2 separate regions of the Mus musculus genome follow, and region 2 is linked to region 1. Evidence: chromatin loops called from intact Hi-C (ENCODE). Cell type or tissue: heart. All regions are shown on one strand.

The links. Peaks named below come from ENCODE experiments on the same cell type or tissue, not always from the same donor. Only the 100,000 strongest peaks of a DNase experiment are listed, where the experiment ranks them.
Region 2: it touches region 1 in a loop (2.4-fold over the local background); 2 of 42 quality-filtered maps call a loop at or near these places.

Annotation. Positions count from the first base shown.
Region 1 is chr3:36,472,095-36,480,094 of GRCm38, forward strand. It overlaps Anxa5 (annexin A5), which reads right to left and starts at 3,793. Exons shown (of 13, transcript NM_009673.2): 1 at 3,479-3,793; 2 at 3,336-3,366. The coding sequence starts at 3,338. 1810062G17Rik (RIKEN cDNA 1810062G17 gene) reads left to right here and starts at 3,843. Exons shown (of 3, transcript NM_028183.1): 1 at 3,843-4,145; 2 at 7,390-7,473. The coding sequence starts at 4,041. It overlaps Mir7009 (microRNA 7009), which reads right to left and starts at 3,430; the gene lies at 3,367-3,430. In heart, a CTCF peak has its summit at 3,858; DNase peaks (open chromatin) are centred at 3,117, 3,737 and 4,317; H3K4me3 peaks cover 2,528 bases; H3K27ac peaks cover 2,707 bases.
Region 2 is chr3:35,929,215-35,937,214 of GRCm38, forward strand. It overlaps Dcun1d1 (DCN1, defective in cullin neddylation 1, domain containing 1 (S. cerevisiae)), which reads right to left and starts at 3,752. Exons shown (of 7, transcript NM_001205361.1): 1 at 3,571-3,752. The coding sequence starts at 3,573. It overlaps Gm15952 (a long non-coding RNA gene), which reads left to right and starts at 3,864. Exons shown (of 4, transcript XR_880768.3): 1 at 3,864-3,953. In heart, no CTCF peak of the experiment used is centred here; DNase peaks (open chromatin) are centred at 2,887, 3,177 and 3,627; H3K4me3 peaks cover 3,322 bases; H3K27ac peaks cover 2,725 bases.

The DNA of each region.
Region 1 (8,000 bases):
TTTGTAATGAGCTCAGAGAAAATGAACGTGTTTACTCTGATCCTGCCAGCTCTGCAAGGGGCCTTGGTAAATTACTGCTATGAGTCCACAATTCTAAACCAACTCCCAAATCTTCCAACCAACTCTTAAACAGTTTAAATACACATCACAGAGGTAACTGGTACTCTTGGAGTTTCTACTGAACATTTATACAGCCCAGTTTTTGTGTTCATGACATTCCTACTCTAGTGAACATATTAACTCTTTAAGAACAGCAAAACCAGCTGAGTAGTGATGGTGCACACCCTTCACCCCAGCATTTGGGAGGCAGAAGCAGGTGGATCTCTATGAGTCTGAGGCCAGCCTGGTCAGGACAGCCAAGGCTACACAGAGAAACCCTCTCGAAAAGCAACTACCCCCAAAAGAAAAAAAAAAAAAAAAGAACAACAAAACTAGTAAAATTAAATTCAGATCGCCCAAAATTAAATTCTTAAAATTTGATTACCTGAAAATGAAATCTTTGAACAGAATTAAAATTTATGAAATGGTTCATTTGTCTATGAGATACAGACAACTTTTTTTCAAGACATGGTTTCTCTGTGGTGTATCCCTGGCTGTCCTGGAACTTGCTCAGTAGACCAGGCTGGCCTCAAATTCACAGAAATCCACCTGCCCCTACCTCCTGAGTGCTGGGATTAAAGGAGTATACCACTACCTAGCTCAACCAATTCTTTCTATTTAAATTCTTAGCAAGATGGTCATACTCATATTCTGCCTAAACACCTGCCTCTGTGTTTTTGTACTTTTATAAATGGTGCAGTCCCAACATAAGTAAAAGTAAATTATTAATATAGGTACATAGTCAAAGTTCATAAATATGAAGAATTGTTGTAGTGGAAAACTATTTCAATAAGCAAGAGACATTAATATTTAAACAATGCATTTTTAGTTGCTGAAGCACACACCTCTGAGGTAGAAATCTAATACCATCCTCTCCAGATGTCATGGAATGCAAGTCTCTGGTTCCTATCCTTTGGGTCAACAAAAGTTCTTCCAACAAAAGAAACTCTGTGAAACCTAACATAAAGCTCCAGTTTTCCTAGACGACATCAGAATCCAGAGGACAGCAGAATGCAGCTATAGACAGACATGGGGGTGCACACCAGTAAGCCCAGCACTTGGGAAGTCAAGGCAGGAGGGTCAAAGTTCAAAGTCATCCTCAGCTACATATTGAGTTCAAGGCCAGGCTGAACTCTTTGAGATCTGGTCCTCAAAACCACTAGGGAGAGGGAGGGACAGCACTTATAAAATGTGGGTGGGCATACTGTATCACCAAATGCAAGATACAAAACACTACCCTAATCTGAGATATTTTAAGGAAGTGGTTTACTTATGTGCTTTCCAAAGATTACTGACAAAGCCACTGAAAAGCTCAGCGTGCTACAGTGTTTCCAATACTACCTATAAAGAGTGGATATAGTGAAAAATAGTTGATTGAGAAGCTGCAAGCTGGCTGCGGTGGCACGGTTGCGGTGGCACGGTTGTCATTTCCGGGCTTGGGAGGCTGAGGCAAGGGGGTCTCACAGAAAGAGGAAGCCTACCCTTCCAAACCAACCTGGGCTGCACATCAGGACCTTGTCAAAACCAAAACACTGGAGACATCCCTGGGAAATTTACAAGCTATTTAAGAGTAAGCCAAATAGGCAAGGATGGAGGGGTTGTTCTATGAGGCTTGATAATCACCATGTCTATCACCACACCAACATATGAAAATAAACTCCTCAGAGGAGTAAAGCTAATCCCACAAAAAAAAAAAAAAAATGCACTTTATTGCTGAAGAACCTAAATCCAAGGTCCCCTTGAGGTAATATGAGCAAACTATCTATTCATGTGCAAACCCAGAGAATGGCAACACTGTACACTGTATAAACTCAATAGCGTTACCAAATCATCTTAATCCCTCCACAGCCTCTTGGGAAGAGTCATGAAATCTTATCCAATGGTACTAAAGCAAGCAAGCTAGTTAACTGGTGAGAAAGGGAAGGAGGGAGGGAAGGAGGGAAGGAGGGAGGAAGGAAAGGAGGGAAGGAGGGAGGGAGGGGGGGAGGGAGGGAGGGAAGAAGGGGGAGAAGGAGAGAAGGAGGGAGGGAAGGGAGGGAAGGAAGGAAGAAGGGGGAAGGGGAGAGAGGGAGGAAGGGAGGGAGGGAGGGAGGGAGGGAGGGAGGGAGGGAGGGAGGGAGAGGAAGAGAGAGATCGAGTGTGTGAGTGTGTGTGTGTGTGTGTGTGTGTGTGTGTGTGTGTGTGTGTTTTCAGGCACACTGAGTAGGCTGAAACACTTATTTAAAAGATTGTCCAGACTCTGAACAGGTCAGTCACATTGGCAAGATTAAATTAGTTTCATTCAGGATGAAAGCTTTGTTGTTTTGTTTGTTGAGGCCGCCTGTTAAAGCCAAGGCCCTTGATGACCAAAGATGATCTTTCACTCCTGATCCTCCTGCCTCTACCTCCCAAGATGTGGGATTCCAGGTATAACCACTTTGCCTCAGGGCGGAATATTTTAGGTATGATAACTTCTTCACATGACCAGCTTTGAAAAATTACTACATACGCTGGGCGGTGGTGGTGAAGGCTTTTAGTTCTAGCCCTCAGCAGAGGCAGTCTGTGAGTTCGAGGCCAGCCAAGGCAACACAGAGGAACCCTAGCTTGGAAAACAAAACAAAACAAAACAAAAATCAACTTTTCTTTGCTACAGTCTTGAAAAATACTAAGAGATCTCCTAAAACAATGACAACAACAAAAACCTATTCGGAAGTCAACTTCTGAAAGAATCCCAAGGCAAATTCAATTCAGAACTCGTTTTGCCAGTTCATTACTTTGGAAACCCAGCTTTTTGGTTCACTGCCTTTAGCAGAAAAAGAGAAAGAAAAGGCACAGTCGGTTCCTGTTAAATAAGTTGCGCCTTGCGCTGGAAAAAGCTCCCCTGAAGCACCATGGAGATTGCCCACGCACACCCAGTATTCAAACACAGGAAACTGCGGGAAAAATAAAAAAATAGGGGAAGCCAAAGGGCGTTCTCCTCACATGACCAAGAGAACTGTTCCTGCTCCGGATCTAATTTTGGCAACTCTGGATTTGGGGCGGCCTGATTCACATGCACCGGGGAGAAACACCGGCTGGTTCCGGACACTCCGGGGCGAGGGAGAAAACAGGAGAGCGCACACGGAGGGGGACACCCAAGAGGTCACAGAGAGGACACAGAGCGGGACACAGATGGGAAAGGCGAAAACCAAGAGACTGCGAAGGCAGCTGCCTTCAGAGAGGGTCCCGATCGCCCTGGTCGCGGTCACACGGCTTACCATGATGCTGTCGGTCAGGAGTGGACTGGAGCTGCAGGGAGAGGGGAAAAGAGAGACAGGGTCACTGGAGCTCTGGTCCCCTGACCCCAAAAGGGCCCTGAGCCCTTGGTGGAGGAGTCGCTCCCGGGACTACGGCCACTTACCAGGCAGTAGAGCGCAGGCTGCGGGTGAGAGCAGGACCGATGCACACGCCAAAGGACAAGGCAGTACTCTTCACAACTCCGTGCAACGGAAACGCCCTGGGCAGCCCAGCCTAGCCCGACCTGGCCCCGCCACGCCACGCCCCTGCCAAGATCACACACCCACCAGGGTCCCGCCCCCAGAGACGCTGCACTATAAGCCCCGCCTTGTCCCAGGCAGCTGCCACATCCCTGGATACGGTACTTTCCTCAGACAAGGCCACCCCCCTACCATGGCCACCTCCCTAATTAGGTCCCAGCCCGGGCCGCGCCCCCATCAGGACACGCCCTGCCACGTCCTAGCCTCTATGCTCCTGCGCCTGCGTGGGGCTTTTCGCTCACTCTTCGCTACGCTGGAGGCGCTGCAGGCCCAGGGGTCTGGGTGTGTCTAGAGAGTTAGGGACTGTCACAGCGGCACCTCACAGCGTCTTGCACCGCACTCTAAGCATGGGACAGTGAGGACCTTTTCCAGACTGCTTTCCAAGTGTTTCGTGCTAGTGTTTGCCTCTGGATGTCCGTGTAGCTGATGGGCAGCTCTTTTAAGAGCTGTACCTGGCAGTGTCAAAGCCTCAGAGCGGAAATGGTTTCACTTCCAAACTCAGCCTGTAACTTCAAAGACCCCAGGTGCAAGGTGACTAAGATGGAGCTTCCCCGCCCCCCCCCCGCCCGCCCCCAGGCCTAAAGACGCTGCAAAAGGATCGCGGATGTTCTAGAAGGATCAAAATCAGGTTTTTGAGCAAGAAGAAGCTAACCGAGGGTGGGGGTTGGGGGAGCCTTGCCACATGCTGAGTCTGGCCCTGATAGGTAGACTGATGGTTTTCTGGAAAAGCAGACAAAACTGCCGCTGAGGAGGGGAAGCCTGCCATTTTCCCTTGTGTACCCTTGTCCTATTGCTTTTCCTGTTCATGCGCCCCCTTCTCTGGGGACCTAGCCGCTCCCACAGCCTTAGACATTCCAGCACCTCTCCCAGGGAATTGTAATTTCTAGACTACTTTGGTTTTTGTTTTGTTTTGTTTTGTTTGCCTACACTAAGGGATCCTCTCACTTGACCCTTCAAGTACGGTTATGACTTCGATGCAACCATTTCCCTGCCTCCTCGCCCCCGCATTCCTTTAAGGCCCACCTATCTCTCAGTCGCTCACACTTATCTACTTTCTTTCTACTAGCATCTCCTTCAGTCTTTGACCTAAGTATTTTTTTTTCTTACATCTACTCAACTCCGTGTCCTCCTTCTCTGGAGTTAAGACCGCAGAAGCCTGTTTAACAGTGCTGTGGAAAACTGCCTTACGGCTGGCAGTGACTAGTGATCCGCCCTGCAGCCAAGGAGTAACATAAATTATTAGACCCAGACCTTTGATCTTCCCCAGCAAATGTTGCCTTTACATCCTATTACAATTAGCTTATTCACCTGGACCCCAGTCTGGAGGAGCAAGCTGACTTTCCGTGTTGAAAGGCAGAGCTCATGCATGAGAGGGCAGAGGAACACTATTTCCCAAGAAGGCTTTTCAGAAGCCTTTCCTACTAGAGGGAAGGAAGCCTGACTGAATGCTATTGAGTGTTCTGAGCACCTAGGAGACATTCATAAAATGGCCTACCTTAATATTCTAAATATAGCGTAGCACTGAGGAGAGGGCACACTGTGAAAGAAAGCACGAGATGCTGTAACTTGGTTTCTTACAAGCAATAGAATTTTATTTCTCAGCTGTTTGGAAGCTGGAAAATTCAAGATCAAGGCTCTGCACATTCAGGGTCTGGTGAGGGTCGGCTTCCTCAGAGAACCTCATCTCACTGAAGCATCACATGGCACAAGATGCTCACTGGCCTCTGAAGCCTCCTTTATCAGGGCATTACTCCCAATCACAAAGTGGAATGTCCATAATTTAACGCTTCTTAAAAGCAATCCTATGATCTTGGAAGCTGGGTTTTCAGCATATCAGTCTGGGAGTGATTCACCAGATGACATCTTCAGAACGGTGTCTGGAGCCACTATGCTAACAGCCTGTGGATGTGTTGTCCAAGAACTTAAAAGCAGAGACTCTGGAGATTCATAACATTAGATGCCCTTCCATTATTTTTATTCAAAACATTTGTATTTAACAAAAAATAAAAAAGCTAATCAACTTCCCAACAGGAGACTAGACTGTGGATCTTGGATAAATAATTACAATATGTCATAGGACTCTTTCAGAAAGAATGCTTTGGTCTTTAAAGGGCTAGCCAGGCCTAAGGGTGTAGGCCTATTGATGTAGCTGCTTAGGAATCTAAGTCAGGGAAATGAAAAAGTCAAAGTCAGTCTGGTCTACAGAGGGAGTTCAAAGCCAGCCTGGGGAACTTAGTGGGATTCTGACTTAAAATCCAAAGTAAAGTTAGGAAGGGGATGTAGCTCTGGGGTCCAGTGCTTTCCTACTGTGCACACGACCCTGGATTTGGTCCACAGTGCTGCAATAAACAAACAAACAAATAAATAAGCAATGAGAGGATCTTCAAAATACACTTAGGAAAGGACAGATATCCTGTGTCTCATTTGCTGCTGGACCTTGAGCCCCTCCCACAGTACAGGCCTTTGAGGAGTTCACACTAGTGTGGCTGTGAACAAAATGACCTAATGGCTCACAGCTTTAGGGACTCTGCTCCATGGTTGCTTGGCCCACACTCCTGGACAGACTATCATGTCGGCAGGAGTATGTGGTGAAAGAACTTCTTCGCCTCATGATGGACAGGGCAGAATGGGGAAGGAGACCAGATGTAATCTTCAAATTTCTATAATCTCCCCAAAATGGCACCACCAGCTGAGAACTATTAAACATAGAAGCCTATGGGAGACATTTCATATTTAAAGCATATGAATACATCAGAGCATGAATGCAGTGTAAAATGGGTTTATTGCCTTTCAACAAAGGTTACAACTTACCACAAATTCCTAGTATTCAGAATTATTAAGTGATATCAAAATAAACTTTGAGAGAACTTTCCTAGACGAATGGATGTATTCTCAGACAGTGTCTGAATCTGTAGAAGGCCATTCGTGATTAAAACTGTGTCTTATGATCATATTAGTATGCAACCTTGGATGGTGATTTGATTTTTCCCTTGTTTGGGGTATTGGCTGGAATTACAGGAGCTGCCTTCTTCAATTCTTGAAATAACAGAATGATTGACTTCAATTCCTCGTGCCTCTTTCTCCTTCCAAAAACTGTGGCCACCGAACCCAGCCCTCATTTCTCATGCTGATGATTCAATCCCTACCCATCCCACTCAAAAATGAAAATACATCTCTCTAAATCCATTCACAGCTCCGGAGCTGTGAGCCTAGCTACCGGCTACCAACACACCATCGCCCCACACACTCCACCTCATTCCAGCCTCCAGTCCTGCTAACATTTGCATCTTTCACTCTGTTCATTCATCCATGAATGTATTTTATGCCTTGCCTTTGACACTGAGAGCACAGGGGGTGGGAGGAAAGGTACACCGAATCTGTCTAGCTAGCACGCAGCCTGGCAGGTTAAGCAAGCTACTGGGTAGTGAGGGAATCAGTCAGGGAAAGCTCCGCATGGCAGTAGGAAGGTCTATGTGTCAGCTTAGCTGGGCTACAGGGTACCCAGATGTCTGGCTAGATGTCGCCTCTATGTTATGTCTATGAAGGCATTTCTGAAATAGCCTAGCATTGGATTGGTAAACTCTGTAAAACAGACACCTCCCTGGTAGGCCTAACCCCCTTTGCTAAGGGCTTAAATAGAACAAAAGGCCAGGAGGAACTGGTTCGTTTCTGCCATACTGCTGGATGGTAGTCTTCCTCCCATTGTGCTTCAGGTTCAGGCTTTCAGACTGGAATTAGGATTTACTCATGATTCTCCTCTGTGCTCTCCCACCAGCCTCCCGACCTCCTGCATACGCATGGCAGATGGTACAACCCTTTGCTTCTCCAGCCACATGAGCAATTTCTTATCAGTCTCTGTGTATGTATGTGACGTATGTATTTCATTGGTCTTGTTTTTCAAAGTTTTACAAAAGGGGGAACGATTTCATATACTAGTTAATTTGGGGTGGGGGGAAGGGTGTTCCATTCACAATAAGCAATTCTCCAACTCCTCAGATACTAATTGTATAAACTCCAATTGAATTTTGACTCTACCTGGGGAAAAGATCTACCTGATAGACTATGGGTTTAGTCCCATAAGACTATCTTCATTTCAGACACCCATTGTGAGTCCTGGGTTGAAAAAGAAAAAAATAGATTTAAAAGGAAAAAAAAAAGGAGATTTACTTTATGGACATAAGCATGTTGATTCCATGTATCATGTATATATACCATGTGCATGTCGGGTGCCAAAGGAGGTTAGAAGAGGATGTCAGATCCCCCAGGAACTAGAGTTACAGATGGTTGGGTCACCTTATGGGTGCTGGGAATCAAGCCAGATCCTCCGCAGAAGCAGCGAGTGCTGAGCCAATTTCCTAGCCCCCCTCATCCAACAATTTTGAACAA
Region 2 (8,000 bases), 540 kb before region 1:
CAACTTAAAAAGAAAAAACAACCCACACTCAGTTTATTTACAATGTTTTTCACCATATACCAAAAGCTTTAGTTTTCAATTACATATTTAATATTTATATCAGGACATTTGATTTAAAATAGAAGCAACTAGGTTGTATTCAATGTAAGAAACTAGAGTCAGACTAGCCAGAGATTCCATATCAGTAGTGAAATATTGCTTGCTTTTTGTAAAACGGGGGGGGGGGGGGGTGAGAACTAGAGGAGGAATCAAGTATGGAGTTAAGGACCCTGTGTGTAGTCTCTTTTCTTTCCTATCCCAGCTCTTCTCCTTGCTCACATCGCTAAGAACCACCAAGACATTTGCAGCTCTGCTGACAGGAGGTGGTGATGCTGCCTACTCCACAGTGGGAGTAGGATACATCGTTATCAGCTGTCAGACTAGCAGGCACTATGTTCTCACAATCTCAATTTCTTCTCTCCTTAAAAGCCAAGTTTTCTGCACACAGTCACTGATGTACCAAATCACCAAAACATCCAACAATTTAAGAAAATGGTTTTTTAATTACCCCTAGAACAGCTAGAGGGAAATGGTGTGTTACCATTATATTGTGAAACAGAATTCAAAACTCTGTATACATAGCCCACATTAAAAATACCCAAACTTTAATGAGAGTCTTGTAAGTAAAAGACTGCCTTAAAATGACTATCATATTGTAACAGGATACCTGAGACAAAGAAAAGCTGCCATACCGCTCAGAGTTTACCACGCAGTGCTTCCTGTCTCTGAAAAACTCTGGTATCTTTCCAATGTTCACCAGGCAAAGCACAACCTATTACTTCCCGTCTTTACTCTAGTGACCTCTTCAACTCATGCCACACACTGCTCTCTGGCTACCAGCCTCACAAAAGCTCTTTCCGTCTTCTTCGACTCCCGATTTGCTCAGGTGTTATCTATCAGTCCTGCAAACACGATTTTGTTATTTTGTATCCACACTTCCACCACCTGGCCCTAGTACTCCCGTGATCATCCCCTTCCCTTGATACTGTCTCGCCCCCATAACATGTAACACCCAACTGTAGGGAAAGAAATATATACAATGTTTATTTTTTGACTTTCCTAGATTTCTGTCTGACTTTTCCAGGTTTCTGTCTGATCCATACAGATATATCTCACAGTGTGAGATACATGGCAGATACCTAATGAATAGTAAAAGCAATCAGACCTTCTTTTAACTTTACTTGTGGATATACGGAGGATACGCAACAAATCCTAAAAGACAACCCAGGACAGATTTACACATTGCATTTTAGGGCCTGCTATTTGCAGAAAATATAAGTATACATTTCAAAGTCTACACATTTTAAATTCATTAAGGCAGTAATTAGCAACCCATTATTTTTAATTCTGCTACTTAACGTAGTTACTATACTAGTTATTTTCCTTTTTATTATAATTTAATCTTTAATTCAATTTTCAACCATTCTTCTAAAGTTCACGAGATTTTTAAAGACTTATTTATATGTACCACAAATACCAAGAAAGGATAGACTGGGAGAAAATAGTTATATTTTTGAACCATCTTATAAACCTGAACCTCCAAACCTTCTGGAGCCTCAATGTCTACTTCTGTAAAGGGGGAGGAAACATATCAAGTGATCTAAGACACTGTAGGTCTAAAGGCTTATGTAATTTATAAAAATCTAATAAATTACAGCATCTGCATATATCTTACACATTTAAAAAAATCATTGGAATCATAAAATTATTAAACATGGTAGAACTTTAGAAGTTAACAAACCCTGTCCTGACATCTAATAAATAAGGGGGAAAAACTCAGATGTTTTGAATACTTCTTAAAATACACTTGCCTATCAAGCATGAAACCCTGCCTAGGTTTGATCCCAGCCCTGGGCTATTTTTGGTCTCTGTGTGAGTATGAGAGGTAGGTAGCTTGTGGGGTTTTTTTCCCTCCCCCTTATAAAAATAAGTGAGATAATCTATTATTATGTCTTTCCTAAAACGGACAATAATTTGTGTTGTAGAAATTAGTTGTGGTACACATACCAAAAACAAAACTCCTAACAGTCTTACCAAACCATTTTATAACGTCTAGGAAAACAACTATAAATTTATAATGAAATATTTTTACTATAAGATTCTTATGGACCCATATTGACTTTCTAAACTAACAAGATCATACCTAGACTGTACATGTGACAGAAAATGAGTAAAGGCATAGAAAGTGCCTTAAGTTAAGGACATCTTAACAACCAGGAACCACAACCAGTACGATTGCATGACGTATGGCTAAGCTCCAAAATGAGCTGATTTAATATTAACCAAAGGAACAGAAGGCTACAAGTCCTAACCCTAGCTCTCACTGAAACGGCATGAATCCTATATTCCTAATGAGCACTGGCAGGCACTGGGTTCGAGGGCAGGTGTCTGATGTGGACTGTGGGAAACTGCATACATACTCGTGATGAATGTCCATCAGAGACGCGCACTCTATTATTTTAGCCTGCTGAAAGCACCCCAGTAAGAGAGTGGAAACTCTTGGGGGTTCAGGAGTAATATCCAAGGCCTGTTCAAATAATTAAAGGAGAACCTGCAAACTCTCTCTTGGGTCTCTGAACTTTTACTGTACTCTCAATCCAAACACTAACCGGAACTTCCTTACAAATATAAAGTTTTACGAACGTAAGCACAGAAGAGAAATCTTGACTCTGTTGGGACCTAAACACATAATCAACACATGACACCAAGGCTGGGGCCATATAAGTGTCACTGAGCGAAAATCAACCCCCCACGACTCAAGACTGGGCATACACCCTCCCCAAAGAAGCCTTTCAGCTCTCCGGAGCGAAGGACCTCATCACTTTTACTCTTCTCCCAGCAGCCAGCCGGGAACTTCAACAAGGTGTGACTGTATACTTCCAAACTGAAAAGCAGTGACCAGCAGCGCCAGGTACTTAATGACAAAGGACTCAGCTCACCACAGCGTCTTCCAGCTTCCGTGACTTTTTCTCACCCAAACAAAAACCAGGAGAGGAGCAACTTGACAAACTGTTTCTTAAGAATCACAAATGGTCCCTAACTGCTATAATAAAGCAATTACTCCTCCCACCCCAAGCACATAGAGCAGGCGCTCGGAAGGCAGCAGGTCTCGGGTCCCCCGGCTGCACTTCCGTCCGCAGCCCGGAGCCTCCCAGTCCCCTCGCAGGGACCGAGCCTCAGCCGAGCCGCCCCAACTCCCGGGCGCCTGGCGCCTGGCGCCAGCGCGGACCAGCAAGGCCGACGCCGGCTCGCCAGGGCCGCCAGCACCGAGGGGCCCGGCCGGGACCAGGCAGCGCCAGGCCCGCTGCCCAGGCGCCGCCTGGCCGCACAATGGGGCGCGGGCCGTCCCCCAACGCCTCCGCGCCCGGCCCCGCTCCGGCGACTAGGCCCCGCCGCGCTCCGCTGCCGGGCCCTCGCGTAGCGGCGGCGCCGGGGAGGGACGGGCCGAGCTGGGCGCCGGCTGAGCAGCGGTAGCGGAGCGCGGCGGGGCCGGGGGCCCGGGCCGGGCGGCACGGCGCCGCGGTTCCTCACCATGTTGGTGTCCTCCGGACCTCTCCCCTCCTCCTCCGGCTCCGCAGCGAATGGACGGCGGCGGCGGCGGCGGCGCCTCTCACGGGCTCGCCGGGCTCCCGCTCATGCGCAGTGCGGCGGCCCGCGGAGCGGCCGGGCCGCGGGAGGCGGAGGGCGCGGGCCCCGGGGTGGGCGGCCTGGCCTGCCGGCATCCGTGGCACGAGCGGCCGGGCGACCCGGCAGCCCGGGCTGCGGACACACGCTGAGACCCGCGCGGCGGGCGGCCGCGGGCACAGTGAGGACGAAGCGCCGGGGCCCTGCCTGCGCCCCCACTCAGGGCGCCCTCGTCACGGCCGCGTCCTGTCCTCCGTGCGCTCCTAATAGCTCCACGTCAGAGTTCCCAGGTAAGTTTTTGGAAGAATCCGGGAGACTATTGCGCCTAGAGCCACTGTCATGCCTGGTGGACGGGCCAAGCTTGACCTAGCCTGCCTGCTGAGCTGTGGGCCAGAAGACAAGTGTGTGCTGCAAGGAGAAGGAAATACAGTACTCCCTGCAGAGAGAGGAAATAAAACAAAGGTACGGCACATAGAAAAAGCTGTCCAAGATTGCCCAGGTTTATATATGTCATCCGCATCTTCATCACCAAACGTGGGTCTCCCTTTACCACCGGCAAATACCACCAGATCACCCCTAGAAGCTAACAATCTTAAAGTTTCTGTTAAAACAACTGTTGTCACTCCTCCTCGGAGCTTCCTGCTACTGCTTAGAACTAGCCACGTGGTGGGGGCTCCCAGAGCCCTGCAGAGGCAGATCTTTGGCACTGCAGACCTGTTGTCACCCATTCATTCTTTACACCATCAATGCGAGTGTGTGTGTGTACGCGCGCGCGCGTGTGCGTGTGTGTGCGCTGATGTGGCATCTTCTCGCCAGGCCCTAAGAAAATACCAAGTAGCAAGGGTGAAACTAGATCACACTTGTGGTTATTCTCTAGGAACTCAGCCTAGCAACTTAAAATATTAACGAAGAGGACTCAGTCTCTTGCTACACTTCATTAGACTATTGCAACAATAGCTTGTAGGTTTTCTTAAAGCTCTTTTTTTCCTAAGTGCCAACTCCAAGGGGTGATTCTTAGTTCCACTTGACCTCTTTCTCTCCTGAATTTGAACACGTCCTCCTAGAATTCCCATAATTTTTCATGACTTGATTTATTTATAGTCTCCCCTTCACTTACCATTCTTCTTTGCTAGCTAACTCTGGCTTTTCAGTGGTGGGCTTTCCAGAACCATCCCTGAATCTCTTCATATATTCCTTTTTCCTAGACCCTGCCCATATCCCAGTGAGTCCAAAATCTTATCTAAAGCTCGGCAGCGGCATGCCCTAAGCACAAATTCTGCTCATCCCACAGACCCCCCCAAAGCTCTACAAAGCCAAAATCTTATCCCTAAACCTGCATTCCCCTGCTTTTTCATCACATAAGCTAAATATCAGAACTGCCCATCTCCCTTAGTCTAAGCTCGCCGAGTTCATCATCTGAGTAAACCCGAATTCTTCCCCTGCCCTTTAATAGGGTTCATCTCTCATTGGGACCCTCCTTTCTCCATCCCCTTTTGAGATGGAGTTTCTTTATGTTGCCCAGGCTAACAGCCAACAGTGCGGCCTGGGATTGCAGGCAAGTATGTCTCCCACCCCATCTTCTCTGTACTTTTCCTTCTACACCAGAGGTGTCTGTCTGCAATGCAGACTGGAGGCTCTTCCTCAAAGTCTCCGAGAACTTTCCTAACGTGAGCCTGTCTGGAGTCATAGGCAGGTCTCTCCCTCATCTTTCCACTCCCTTTGTCATGACCCCCACTCAATGCAGCTCCTGTTTCGGTACCAAGCTTCCTGGTTTGGTCTTATTTTGTCCCTGACACACTAGGTCACAAGAGTGAGGATCCGCCATGTGTTGTACTAAGCCTCTAACACTCAAGCAAACTTCAGGTTGCAGCTACACCTATTTTGTAGGGAGCACTGACATACAGAGTGGGTAAGTAACATGCCTAATGTCACACAGCAAGTAGTAAATCTAGGAACTAGACCCAGACAATCTGCTTATAATGTGTTCTCTCGGTTACTACAGTTTATTTCCTACTCTGGATTTCTGCAATTGGGGCATCTCCTTTGCAATTTTATGGCCCCTAGATTAGAGTTAGGACATCAACTGATAATCATTTGCCTCCAAGGCCAGGGCAGAGAAAGACCAGATCATATCCATCTTTGAGATAATTTTGTTTGTTTTGTTTTTATATGGGGCCATTGGTGCCATAACATTTGTATAGAGGTCAGAGGACAAACTCAGGTGTCAGCCCATGCCATCAACTTTGTTTAAAGCGGGTCCCTGTTGCTTTTCCACCTGATATGCCAGACTGGCTGACCCTTGAACTTCTGGGGATTCTTCAGTGTCTACCTTCCGTCTCCCTGTAGTACTGGGACTACAGGCGCATGAACTATGTGGCCTGCTTTTCATGCTTTCTGGGAATTTGAACTCAAATCCTGATGCATATGCAGCAATTGTTTTACCCACTAAGCCAGCTTATCCTTGAGTTTTCAGTGTTGGGTAAGAAGCCGATCTCTCTCTCTCTCTCTCTCTCTCTCTCTCTCTCTCTCACACACACACACACACACACACACACACCACAGTAGCAGTTGTATAAATTAAAAGAAAATAATCTAATGGCTCTCTCTTGGTCTTAAGACTGCATAGAGCTGTGGGTATACCGCTCAGTAGTGGAATGTTTCTCTAACAGAACACAGTAACAATTGGGCCCGGTGTGGTGGCACATGCTTTGAATTTAGCACTTGCTAGGCTGATGTAAGTGTAGGCCAGCCTGGTCTACATGGCAAGTTCCAGCTCAGCCAACAACACACAGTAAGAGTCTAGCTCAAAAAAGTTACAATAATAGCAATAGTGTCCATACTGTTCATTTGTGTAGTAGGACAGCAATGTTCCTTGGCTGATGCATATTATATACATGGTCTTATGATAAGTGCAACAGCAGTTGCACCCATCCTACATTTCCAGGTTACAGAACCAAACATGATAGGAGAGCATTAACTGTTGTTATTATATGAAATTAACTGTTGTTATTGTATGAGATAAGCATGTTTGTGAAAATTGTCCTGGTTACTTTTTTTTAAATGGAAGGTTCCTGAAGATAAAGCATAAGTTACAATATTTGATTAACAGAAAGGTACTCATTAACATGTTGTTTCAAATACAGAAATGTGTGTTTGTGTGTGTGTATGCTGTGTGCAGGTGTGCACATATTATTTGCACACATGTGGAGGCCGGTGAGGAGATGATCACAGTGTTCTATCACTCCAGGCCTCCCTCTTCTGGGATAGGGTCTTCTACTGAACCTGGATAGGGAAGCTACTGGCAGCCTCACTCCCACAGTACTGAGGTTACAGACTAGCGTGCCTAACATGTAAGTGGCTGCTGGCGTCTGAACTCAGGTGCCCATGTTTAAGCAGCAAGCTCTCTTACCTACTGAGCTCTCTCTAGCCCCTCAAATACATAATTTTAAAAACTACATTTTTTATAGCAGTAATTTTGGTTCAGTTAAAAAAAAGATGAAAACATCTGGTTAAAGTCCAATGTTACATACACGCATACATACATTCTTTTTACACCCATAATTATAATGGCATAGTGTTTGTAGATAGGTGACATTCCAAGGTAGACCAATTTAGAAAATGTTGCTGCAAAAGCTGCAAGTTTTCATGTTAAGGTAAATACTGATAAAAATCAGTGCAACTCTGTTTATTGAAACATGTAAAACCAAGTCTATAATTCTAGAATCTGTGTTTAGCAGAGAGAGAAGAAATCTGAAAGGACCGATTGCTAGCCTTTCTGGGAGTTCATTTATCTAAAATGAAGCCTGCAGAGTAGCTCTATATACCCAACTGCAGTTCTGAGGTGTGAGTCTGAGCCACAGTCACCGGCTTCTCACTCATGACGTCGGTGGATGCAGTTCAGTCCTGTGTTTATATAAAATGGGCTTACTGTACCCAGGCTTGCATATCCACAAATGTGTACTGGCTTTACTGGTGCACCATATTTTAGCATGAATAAAATACCGTGTAGAGGTTTCTGATGCAGAATTATAGCATTTGTGTATGTGTGTGTATGAGTGTGTGCACACACTGGAAATTGAACTCCGGGCCTCACATGTGCTCAGCACACCTGTGCCTCTGTACTTTCAGCCTCCAAATGATACATGTTTAAGGGAGAAGCCTTTTTAAGGATTAGTCCTCATGCCTTACGTGGAATCCGTGGTGGCCACAGGCCCCAATTCAAACCAAAATGATAAGAGTAGGCTTAGAAATAAAGCCTTTGCTGTCCCCTGCCCCAGTAAACGTTACCAGTGAAGCTGAAGGAAGGACTGCCTGAGACTCTTCCCTCCACATTCTGA